Linked DNA regions of Homo sapiens: region 2 is linked to region 1. Evidence: chromatin contacts called from ENCODE POLR2A ChIA-PET data. All regions are on one chromosome and are shown on one strand. The core of a region is the stretch at or near the end of the contact, and the rest is flanking DNA. Distances in the headings are between cores, read along the strand shown.

Region 1 (5,059 bases), core at 948-3,447:
CACATGAAGTCTATATAGCCAAATCAAAAAGATATTTATGCAGAAAAAAGAAAAAATAAGTTTAAAATTGCATGTGTACAGAGATTACACCCCATAAACACATATAGAATTTGGATTAAGATTAAAAGGAGCTACATTCCTTGGCGATCATCAAAAAGTCAGGAAACAACAGGTGCCGGAGAGGATGTGGAGAAATAGGAACATTTTTACACTGTTGGTGGGACTGTAAACTAGTTCAACCATGGTTGAAGTCAGTGTGGCGATTCCTCAAGGATCTAGAACTAGAAATACCATTTGACCCAGCCATCCCATTACTGGGTATATACCCAAAGGATTATAAATCATGCTGCTATAAAGACACATGCACACATATGTTTACTGCAGCACTATTCACAATAGCAAAGACTTGGAACCAACCCAAATGTCCATCAATGATAGACTGGATTAAGAAAATGTGGCACATATACACCATGGAATACTATGCAGCCATAAAAAAGGATGAGTTCATGTCCTTTGTAGGGACATGGATGAAGCTGGAAACCATCATTCTCAGCAAACTATCGCAAGGACAAAAAACCAAACACTGCATGTTCTCACTCATAGGTGGGAAGTGAACAATGAGAACGCTTGGACACAGGACGGGGAACATCACACACCGGGGCCTGTCATGGGGTGGGGGGAGAGGGGAGAGATAGCATTAGGAGATATACCTAATGTAAATGATGAGTTAATAGGTGCAGCACACCAACATGGCACATGTATACATATGTAACAAACCTGCACGTTGTGCACATGTACCCTAGAACTTAAAGTATAATTTAAAAAGGAGCTACGTTCTTAATATATTCATTTCAAAATTGATAATAGTAGTAGCTAATATTTGCTAAGCACTTACGATGTGTCAAGCACTGTTCTAAGTACTTTGTATATTTAATCTAATATAATCCTGAAACAACCTCATTCGTTAGCTACTATTAATATCTCTATGTTATAGGTGAGGAAACTGAAGTGCAAAGAAGCTTAATAAGTTTTTTCAAGTTCACTCAGCTACAAAAGGGAATAGGTGGAATTCAAACCTATGCAATGTGACCTCATGAAAATAGAACTATAGATTATTTTTTTCATGCTGTCCTATATTATGATTGAAATATTGCTCAAATTATTTTTAAAAGAAGGAATTTTCTGTAATCTTTTCCACTCCAAAAAAGCTAAATGTGTAGAAAACATATCTCTGTAGTGCTTTACCAAATTCTGTAGTATTTCTCTAACTCTTTGAGGATTACTTAGTCTAAAAAGCACCTGGGAAAACAAGGATCAGCACTCCACATCCTAGTATCATTCCTAATAAACCAGTTTCACCTATACCTTGATTAAAGAGAGTTAATGCCACCAGCTTCCAGGAACTATCAGCTCTACCGTGCCTGTTGGGACAAAGATTATTATCATATGTTCTCATTTACCTGGTGAACACACTGCACTCTACTGTAGGTGAACACTCCTACACTAAAGAAATAACTACAATCAAATTATAGAAAATCATACTTTCCTTGATTGCAGAGACATAGGTTAGAAAAAAATGTGTAACAACCTTTTTTTACCTTTTCATAAATAAAATCCTGCAGGGAATTCTCTAACTTGAACATTGTTAACAGATGACATACCAATCTCTTTTGCTTTCACTCAAGAACAAAGGTAAATCTGAGTGTCATCGTGTGTATACACTCAGTTTAGATTCCTTTTAGAGAAATAATATACTGGTTTGTCTTGCATAGTTTGGGGCCGCTGGATTGTGGTGACATTTTCAGTAAACCCCAAATGCTGATTAATCTCTCCAAACTAGTCCTCTTATCTAGCTCATTCCTAAGAATCAATATTCTTTAAAAAAATTTTCCAATATATAATCATTTAAATATTTTAGGGGCTTTTCCTATAAGTCTTCAGCGATAATCAAAGAGACCTGAGACAGAAGAAGAAAACAACAAATACACAGAAACTAATTTCCACCTGTGACAACTCCATTGATTTATCTTTGGAATAGAAACTGCTTTCATTCTCTTTGGAATGTGCTGATTTTTTTTTTCTTAGATTGTATCTCAGTGACCTGGGTTAAGTACAAGATACTCAGCAAGTTGTTCAGTAGGTAAAAGGAAGTCACTAATTTATCCCCTCTACCTATTGCCAAGCAAATTCACTTAGGGGTGAGGCTCCAGAAATGCTTTCTTCATGACTGACCAGCAGTTAGATGACATGGCTTCTGGGACAGAATGACGGCGTTAGCAGAGTCAGGGCTAAACTTTGTTAGTGCTTCTCACCTTTGCATAAGTCATTTCAACCAACAGTCTTGTTTTCACTTCCTGTCCAGGTGAAGAGAAGGGCAATGATTAAAACCTACTCCCTGGCATATTTGTAAAACATTTTGAATTTCTCCTAATGGGATTTTTTTTTTCTAGAAAGTGCAAAACACTAGATTACATTAACCATCTTTAATGCTACGCTGAGACAAATTATATAGATATAATTTATAAAGGAATAATTTTAATATATTAAGAGGCATTTCTATGTTGAAGGAGAAAATTTATGTATTTTATACATGACATTATATTTTATTTGATAATATATATAATATACATCTGCTAGTTGAGATTTCTCTTTTAAAAAAACTGTGTTACAAATTTATTTTTAAGAAAGTGGGTCTAATTGGAAATGGCATAAAGAAAGATTTCACTGGGACACAGGATGTTTTTGTAAATAAAGTATGATTCAGCATCAAATTTATAACAATTTAAACAAAAATTTAGGAAAGATTTCACAGGCCTCCAGCTGAAAGTTCTTTTTTTTAAATTCCAGTCAGCGTTTTTGGTTTTCCTTAAAGTGATCATGATTTGAAATGACTAGGAAGTACCTGCTGCCTTGCGTGGGAATAGAAATTTACTTCCTTAAACCTATACAGGGTTTGCTAGGATTTAATTTCTATGTAAGGCAGAGGTTAGAATATATTCACCTCTAATCAGTCTGTCCGGCTGTAAGATCCCTTTTCAGGAATTGTTTCTAGGACACACACACAAAAAATTGGTGGGGAAAACTACATTCTCATTTATTTCTTCCCTAACACTGGTTGTTTAAACCCACCCACAAATCAGAATTAAGTGCTTCTTCTCTGGGCCATAAACCTCCCACTTTGCTCCTTAAGTACACTCTCATGTCACTCTGCTTTGAATTAAAATTATTTGTTTTCAGGTTGACTTCCTCTAGTAGAGTATAAGCTCCTTAGAGGCCAAAATCTGTGTCTTATTCATTCAAGTGGACCCTACAGCTAGGGTGTCATATAATTTACTGTCCAATCTTGGACAATAGCTACAAGTGTACCTCTGGTCTCACACAGACTTGGTCCAGACTTGATTGTGATCTCATCTGTACAATGGGCATAATATGAGTAGACATCTTATATTACTTTGAGAAATAAATAAAATAATTCATAAAATATACTTAGCTCTATATCATGCCATTATATGTAGCAAGAATTTGGGGAGGAAAAGCTTGTTGAGTCCTTCAATTGAATCAAACCTCTTGCTTTTCTTCCAATTTTTAAGCTTTTCTTTCAACTCTTATTTCCCCTCTTATCTGAGCTTCAGATAACTTCGTTTTCTTTCTGTTTTTCTCTGGAATTGCTCTTAGGGCCTTGTGAGTTTTGTCCTTCTGTTTTCTTTTCTTTTCTTTTCTTTTGGCAGGAGGAGAGGGACATCTTTCAATTCATTCATTCAATGGGCATATGCAGAGGACTTCTTGTATGCTCAAGGTGGTAATGGAAATGTGCCAAAAAGCCTTTTTTTTTTTTTTTACTTTATTTCTTACTGTACCTCCATCTTTATCAATCTCTAATTTTTCCAATTCCTTCTCTAAGTATCTTGTTTTGAAGTCTGTATTTCCCATGTATGATAGTCTGGAATTTATACAACTCTGACTCCTTTGAGTTGAATTCTTATGTTCTTGTTTGGAAATGGCCCCCAGATTGGCACAGCACCAGTAAGAGTGGGATGCCAGCTTAATCAGCTATGCATTTATCTGTGTGATCTGCACCCACAGTTATGAACAGCTGAGCCAACCAAATGTAGTTAATGTCATCCCTTCATAATTATTCTCTAATCATGACCTGCTCCTCTCCAGTCTTATCACCTTGGTGTCTCTGAGGATAAGTGAAGATCTACTTGGGGGTAGAACTTGGTTTGGCTCACTTGCCCAAAACTCTAACAAAGTTACAGAGATACCAGTATCAGCTTTCCCATTGTTATCTACCACTAGTGATAGTATGTGCAGGTACTATTAACTAGAAACTGATGTTCAACTTAAAATAATAATGTCCACTTCAATCAAATCACCGGGTGAAGCAATGAATTCACCTTTGAAGGACTAAGATAATGTGTGTGATTCCCCTTACCATCTCTTTTCCCATCTTATACAGACTAGAAAACCTGTTGTGCATGTTTTTAATAAGGCATCAAAAACCATAAACTTTTCTTTTTCTTTTCACTGGACATCTGTGGACCTAATATAGGTATTCTGTAGAACACACACATGCCAGAGAATGCAGTGAGAGCAAAGCAATATGATGTTAGCCCAACCCACAAATTGGTGTGGGAGCCTTTGGAAAAAGTATAGCCTGTCACTTTCAGTTATCGAACTAAGAGACCATAACAAACATCTGAGCAGCTTTGAGTTTTCTGTTTTTGAACAAGACATTTCAGAGAGGTTGTGCAAAGTATATACTAAAATGCATGTATTTTAACTTGTCTAACATAATCTTGTGACTATTTTGGTGTAAAACACTCTTAGACTACTTGGGATTTTCTAAGAGTTGAACTTCGGAATTTTTAGAACATGGCTTAAAATTCAAAACTCAAAACTATAAATGGAGATTGTGACATAAGGGATTGAAAAGGGTGAGAATCATTCTGAAATGTGTATAGTCATACCATCATGATTCTAGATTTCAGGAACAGCACCTCATTTTTACCAAATAATAGATAAATATGAAGCCTCACCTGCACCACAGACCTGCCCT
Region 2 (5,059 bases), core at 952-3,451, 270 kb after region 1:
TTAAAATCCCGTTGGGCAATTTCTCGTTAATTGACAACAGGAATTGCTGTCACTGTCCTGTCTAGCCACTTTCAAACGGTGGGGATGTTAGCAAGAGCTCCCAGTGAATGCTTCCTAGGAGAGCAGTGATTGCTTTGGCTAGCTTCTTCTGTAGCAGTTTTCTGGCGGTGAAAAGTCTGTACTAAGACAATTGGAGGTGGTAATCATTTTCTAATAACCACCTCAGGCTTTTGGCACCTAATTCGCTGGCACTGTCTAGGGAAGCTCCTTATGCTAACTCATGCTTCTTGCCATGTCAATCTGCTTATCTAATTTTGCTGGGAAATCTGATATCACCCTTCAAATAGTTCACCTCAGTGGGATCCAGTGTGTGACCTGCAAAGTGCTCAAGGAAGAGTCTGATCAGCTCTGACAAGCAAACAGCAGAAAGAAGTTTTGAAAAAACGGCTACCGTTTTTGCAGCTTTTTCACTGTGGTTCCATGGTGTTTGAAATCAGAATGTAATATTGAGTTAATGACACAAGGAAACACTTGGATGTTCATATTGTCTACTTGGTTTTCATGAACCTCACATGGACTGGCTTCATCCTGTTTCAGAGTCCATTCAACTGTAATTTCCACTCTACTTCCTGTGCAGGCCTTCCTCTGGTTTGTGGGCTGTACATTTCAGCCTGCTCCTTTAAGGGGCCCCCTGAGCTGAAAATGAAAGAGACATTTTGTTGCTTCTGCTACCTGCTTATCGTCCAATCCCAATCTCAGATTTTCTTTTTCTATTTTTTAAACCCGAGTAGCACTTTTCCAACTAGTGTGTAGTTTTTCTTTCAATTCTCTGCTCTTCACAGTAATTAAACAAGAGCTAGCCTCCTTTTCCAAATCTTGTTTTTGTAATACCTTTATTCCCAAAGAGTTATGCTTATAAGAGTAACATAAATGTGTTAAACTTGGTATTGATTTGATGATTTCATAAACCCCAGACTCCTTGAAATTCTGCAGGTTTTTGTGAAAGGACTTGCTTAAAATCTTTGCTAATCTACCTGAATTTTCTTCCAAAGGCAGTTATATACAATGTTTCTTAAAACTAATTCTCCAAATTTGCAATTTGGCAGCATCCTACTGGGACTCTAGAAGGCTGATAAATCATGGAGAGTAGGTATTCATATAGGAACTATGAAAGCTGTATGTAGTAAACACTACTTAAGAAGGCCTTACATTTCATAAAAAGTTGGAGATTTTTGTGGAGACTCATAAAATGCATCCTTTATATCAGTGAAGTTTTTGCTTCTAGGTATATTATACTCACATCGAAACACTCCAGGGATTTTGTTTTCAGCCTGCATATACCACGTATATTTATTATCTGGATAGATAAATTAGACGTATACATTTAAAGGAGTTTGCATCAGCTGCTGCTAGGAAGTTTTTCTTGTGTTAGTTAAGATCCTGTGAAACAACCCTTGACATTTCACTAGCTGCACAGTTTGTAATAAAATCCATTTTAGCCTGAGGTTAAATCATGACTGTGGTCCTCACATCATGGTGGGGGATCCTGGTGGCCAGATTAAAGGAAACTCCACATTCTCATTTCTGACTTCCCTACAACCTTGTATTAAGACCTTAATTGAAAAACTTATTGCCTCTCTCACCAAAATATTTCAAATTTTAATAGTTTCCCCCAATGAAATTACAAGTACTATTTTACTTTTTTCAGTGCCCTTGGAATTTCGAGGCTGGATGGGGGGCTTCAATGTCTGACTCATTAAGTGTTCTATATACAAAGCCCTACATGGTCCCTAGAGCATAGCAGGCATTCAGTGAATGAAATGAATGAATGAAAAGCTAGAGTCACATTTTAGTGACCTAACTGTATATTTTCAGAGTAATGTAGTGCTTAAAAAAGGACAATGATAACACGTTTCTACAAAGAGATGCATGACAGATAACACTTCTCAAGAAGAAGGAATTTAGCTTCTGTCATTTGATCTAGGTTTTCAATTACAGAAGCATTGAGAATTTCCTGTGGCTGGATAAGGGCGAATCTTTAAGGCAAGTTGAAGACCCAGGCTGCCCATGTGGACATCAATACTCCCACAGAGCACTCTTCATGAAGAAAAGTGTGGGCTTGCTGTCTTTTCATCAAAACTCGTAGAATTTGGCTGACTGCCTGGTTTATCCCAGGACATTAGTCAGCCCACAAATCCCGCATTTGTTTATTCAGTCCAGAGCAAGTGAATACTGCCATTTTCTCATCTCCTTTGTTGGCAACACTTTGTTAACCTGAATTGGGTTCTCAACATAAAATGAAGTGACTAATCTTTTGGGGGGTTCCCCCTCCCAGGTTCTTGTATGAGCAACTAAATCTACACACCACAAAGCCCCATGCTGTCATTTTTTCTCATCCTGCCCCTTTATTTTGATGATTCCACATTGTAGTTCATGAAACCAATACCTTCTAGAGTGTGGCTGAACTGGCGCCAGCATTAAGAAAAGGAGTTTCCAAACTTTTTAGTTTTGTGAGAAAATGTTAGAGGAAGAGGGAGGTTAGGTTGACTATTTATACTTATGTAATCTTCTGTGAATTTGCAGTAGTTATCACCTTGTACTCTCAAAAGTTTTCTAGCTCTGAGTATGTGAATCTGAAAGTGCAGGAAGTAGGAATCTTAGCACAAAACAACCAGTTTGGATTATCACACAATTAATATGGGACGGAGCTGGAGGATGGACCTGAACAGAATGTATATTCTTTATCACTAGGTTATTTATCTATCTACAGATGTCTAGAAAGACCTGGGCTTTTTTAGCAAACGTTTGAGAATCTAGGTTTCTAAGTTTCCATTGACCATGAAAGAGTGATTAGTTTTAGAAGACAGTTGGGGGCAACATTGTGCAAGTCAGAAGAGGGGATGAAGAAAATCATAAAGCTAAACATGTTTGCCATAGGCCCAGGCTGTTTTTCAGCATGTTTCACCTAGCAGCTTGGCAGATAATTCCCAGTGATCATTAGGTCTGTGGAAATTCTGTTTGGTTTATAAAGTTTTGGCCCTGACTATGTGTACCACTGATAACTTGTTTTTCTCTCTCTTCCCTTTTCCTCCAACTCGTAGCCAGAGCTACCTTCCAGATGACTTCTTTCTACCACTTTCTTTCTTCCCAGTGTAAGAGAATGCAAGTATATGCTGATGTTTGGAGCAAGAACATTCAAAAATTTTCTTATTAACATAACTTCTAATGGAAATACAGTATACTACTATGGTGCATACAAAGAAGAAATAGCAACATATATTTGTTTTAGACCTGATTGCTGTATTTTATTCCTTAGGTCCTCCTTGATGTCTTGTAGACCGTCACTAGCTAATTGTTACAGCCATCGAAGGAAAAAATAAGGATTTTTACTTAGGACATACGTAACAGAAAAAGAGATGGTTTAGCAAAAAAGCACAGGCTTTGCAATAAGCAGCCTTAAATTAAAAAAAAAAAAGTTAACTCATAACTAACTGTGTGACCTGGGATAAGTTACTGACCCTCTTTAGGGCTTAGGGTCCTAATCTGCAAAACGGAAATTATAATAATAACCTTAGCTAGCATTTCTTGTGCACATACTATAAGCTGGTGATAAACAATTTATACACACTATCTCATTTAATCCTCACAACAATCCTGTGAGATAGGTACTATTATCATTTCTATTTTACAGATGAAGAATCCAGACATAAGAAGTGAAGTTAAGTAACTTTCTCAAGGTCGCACAGCTACCATATGATGGAGCTGGAATGTGAATCTCTGCAGTTTGACGCCAGAGTGCATGCTCTTAGTCACTACATTTGTCTACAAATCTAAAACACGTAAGACACATAGGAGGTGCTCAGTTAGTGGTATCTATTATTAAATCAGACTATAAATAATCACCAGGCAATACTTGAAAGGCCACAAACAATTTCTTAGGATTTGTGACAATACTAATAATTATAACTGATTATGAGCATACCTTGTGTCAGGCACTTCTTTTCATAGTATTTCAGTCATTATTTAAGAGATTTATTCTTATTTTTATTTTTCTAGTGAGAAAACTGAGGCTCAAAAAAGCCGACAAATTTGTTTAGGATTACAAAAATATCAAATGATAGGATTGAAAATCAAATCCATATCCTTTCTATGTGAAAACCTGTGTTCTTTCAGCTTTTTTTATTTTTATTTTTTTATTTTTTATTTATTTTTTTAAATTTTTATTTATTTTATTTTTTTATTTTATAAGCCTTTTTATTTTTATTTATTTTACTTTATTTGTTGTTGCTGGTGTTTTTTTCTTGAGACAGAGTCTCACTCTGTCTCAGCTCACTGTAACTTCTGCCTCCCGGGTTCAAGCAATTCTCCTGCCTCTGCCTCCCAAGGAGCTGGGATTACAGGCACCTGCCACCATGCCTGGCTCACTTTTGTATTTTTAGTAGAGATGGGGTTTCACCATGTTGGCCAGGCTGGTCTCGAACTCCTGACCTCAAGTGATCTGCCTGCCTTGGCCTCCCAAAGTGCTGGGATTTACAGGCATGAGCCACCACGCCCAGCCTGCCTGATTTTTAAAATTATTAAATTCATATTTGTTATTTATCAGATGCCTCTGCCACTTTATTTTTTAAAAATTTATTTTTATTAAGGTATAGTTAACAAATAAAAATTCTATATATTTATTGTGTACAGTGGAATGTTTTGATATATGTATACATTGTGAAATGGTTAAATCAAACTAAGATATCTGTCATCTCATATGCATGCCATATTTTTGTGGTGAGAACATTTATGATCTACTCTCTTAGCAATTTTTAATATTCTGCTGTTTGACTTTTAAACCAAGGCTTGGATTAGGACAGTCTTTGTAGCTTAGTTTTAGGTTCAGGGATAACAAAAGTTGTTTTATCCTTTGGGCTTTTGCAACTTGCCATTTTCTTAATGAAGATCTGGGAGAAAAATTAGTTTAAGTGGTTTTTAAAATAGCCATTAGCTCAGGACATACTCAGCCAAGGCAGGATAAGTAGTTTTGCCAGCATTCTTCTGTAGGTAGGTTGGTTGT

The links. ChIA-PET counts read pairs that join two places held with the same protein, here RNA polymerase II (POLR2A).
Region 2: POLR2A ChIA-PET joins it to region 1 with 10 read pairs in naive thymus-derived CD4-positive, alpha-beta T cell. The contact joins two enhancer-like sites. POLR2A ChIA-PET finds 5 or more read pairs at or near these places in 2 of 52 experiments (HEK293 and naive thymus-derived CD4-positive, alpha-beta T cell).

The regions. Positions count from the first base shown.
Region 1 is chr9:21,780,159-21,785,217 of GRCh38, forward strand. No RefSeq gene overlaps it. Among named protein-coding and RNA genes, the nearest start is that of MTAP, 20 kb to the right of the region's middle. Within about 2 kb of position 2,198, at least 3 of the 41 ENCODE cell types and tissues checked have a DNase peak (open chromatin) inside an H3K27ac peak, as active enhancers do.
Region 2 is chr9:22,050,495-22,055,553 of GRCh38, forward strand. The region is part of intron 6 of CDKN2B-AS1 (CDKN2B and CDKN2A antisense cis and trans regulatory RNA 1); the gene reads left to right. Among named protein-coding and RNA genes, the nearest start is that of CDKN2B, 44 kb to the left of the region's middle. Within about 2 kb of position 2,202, at least 5 of the 41 ENCODE cell types and tissues checked have a DNase peak (open chromatin) inside an H3K27ac peak, as active enhancers do.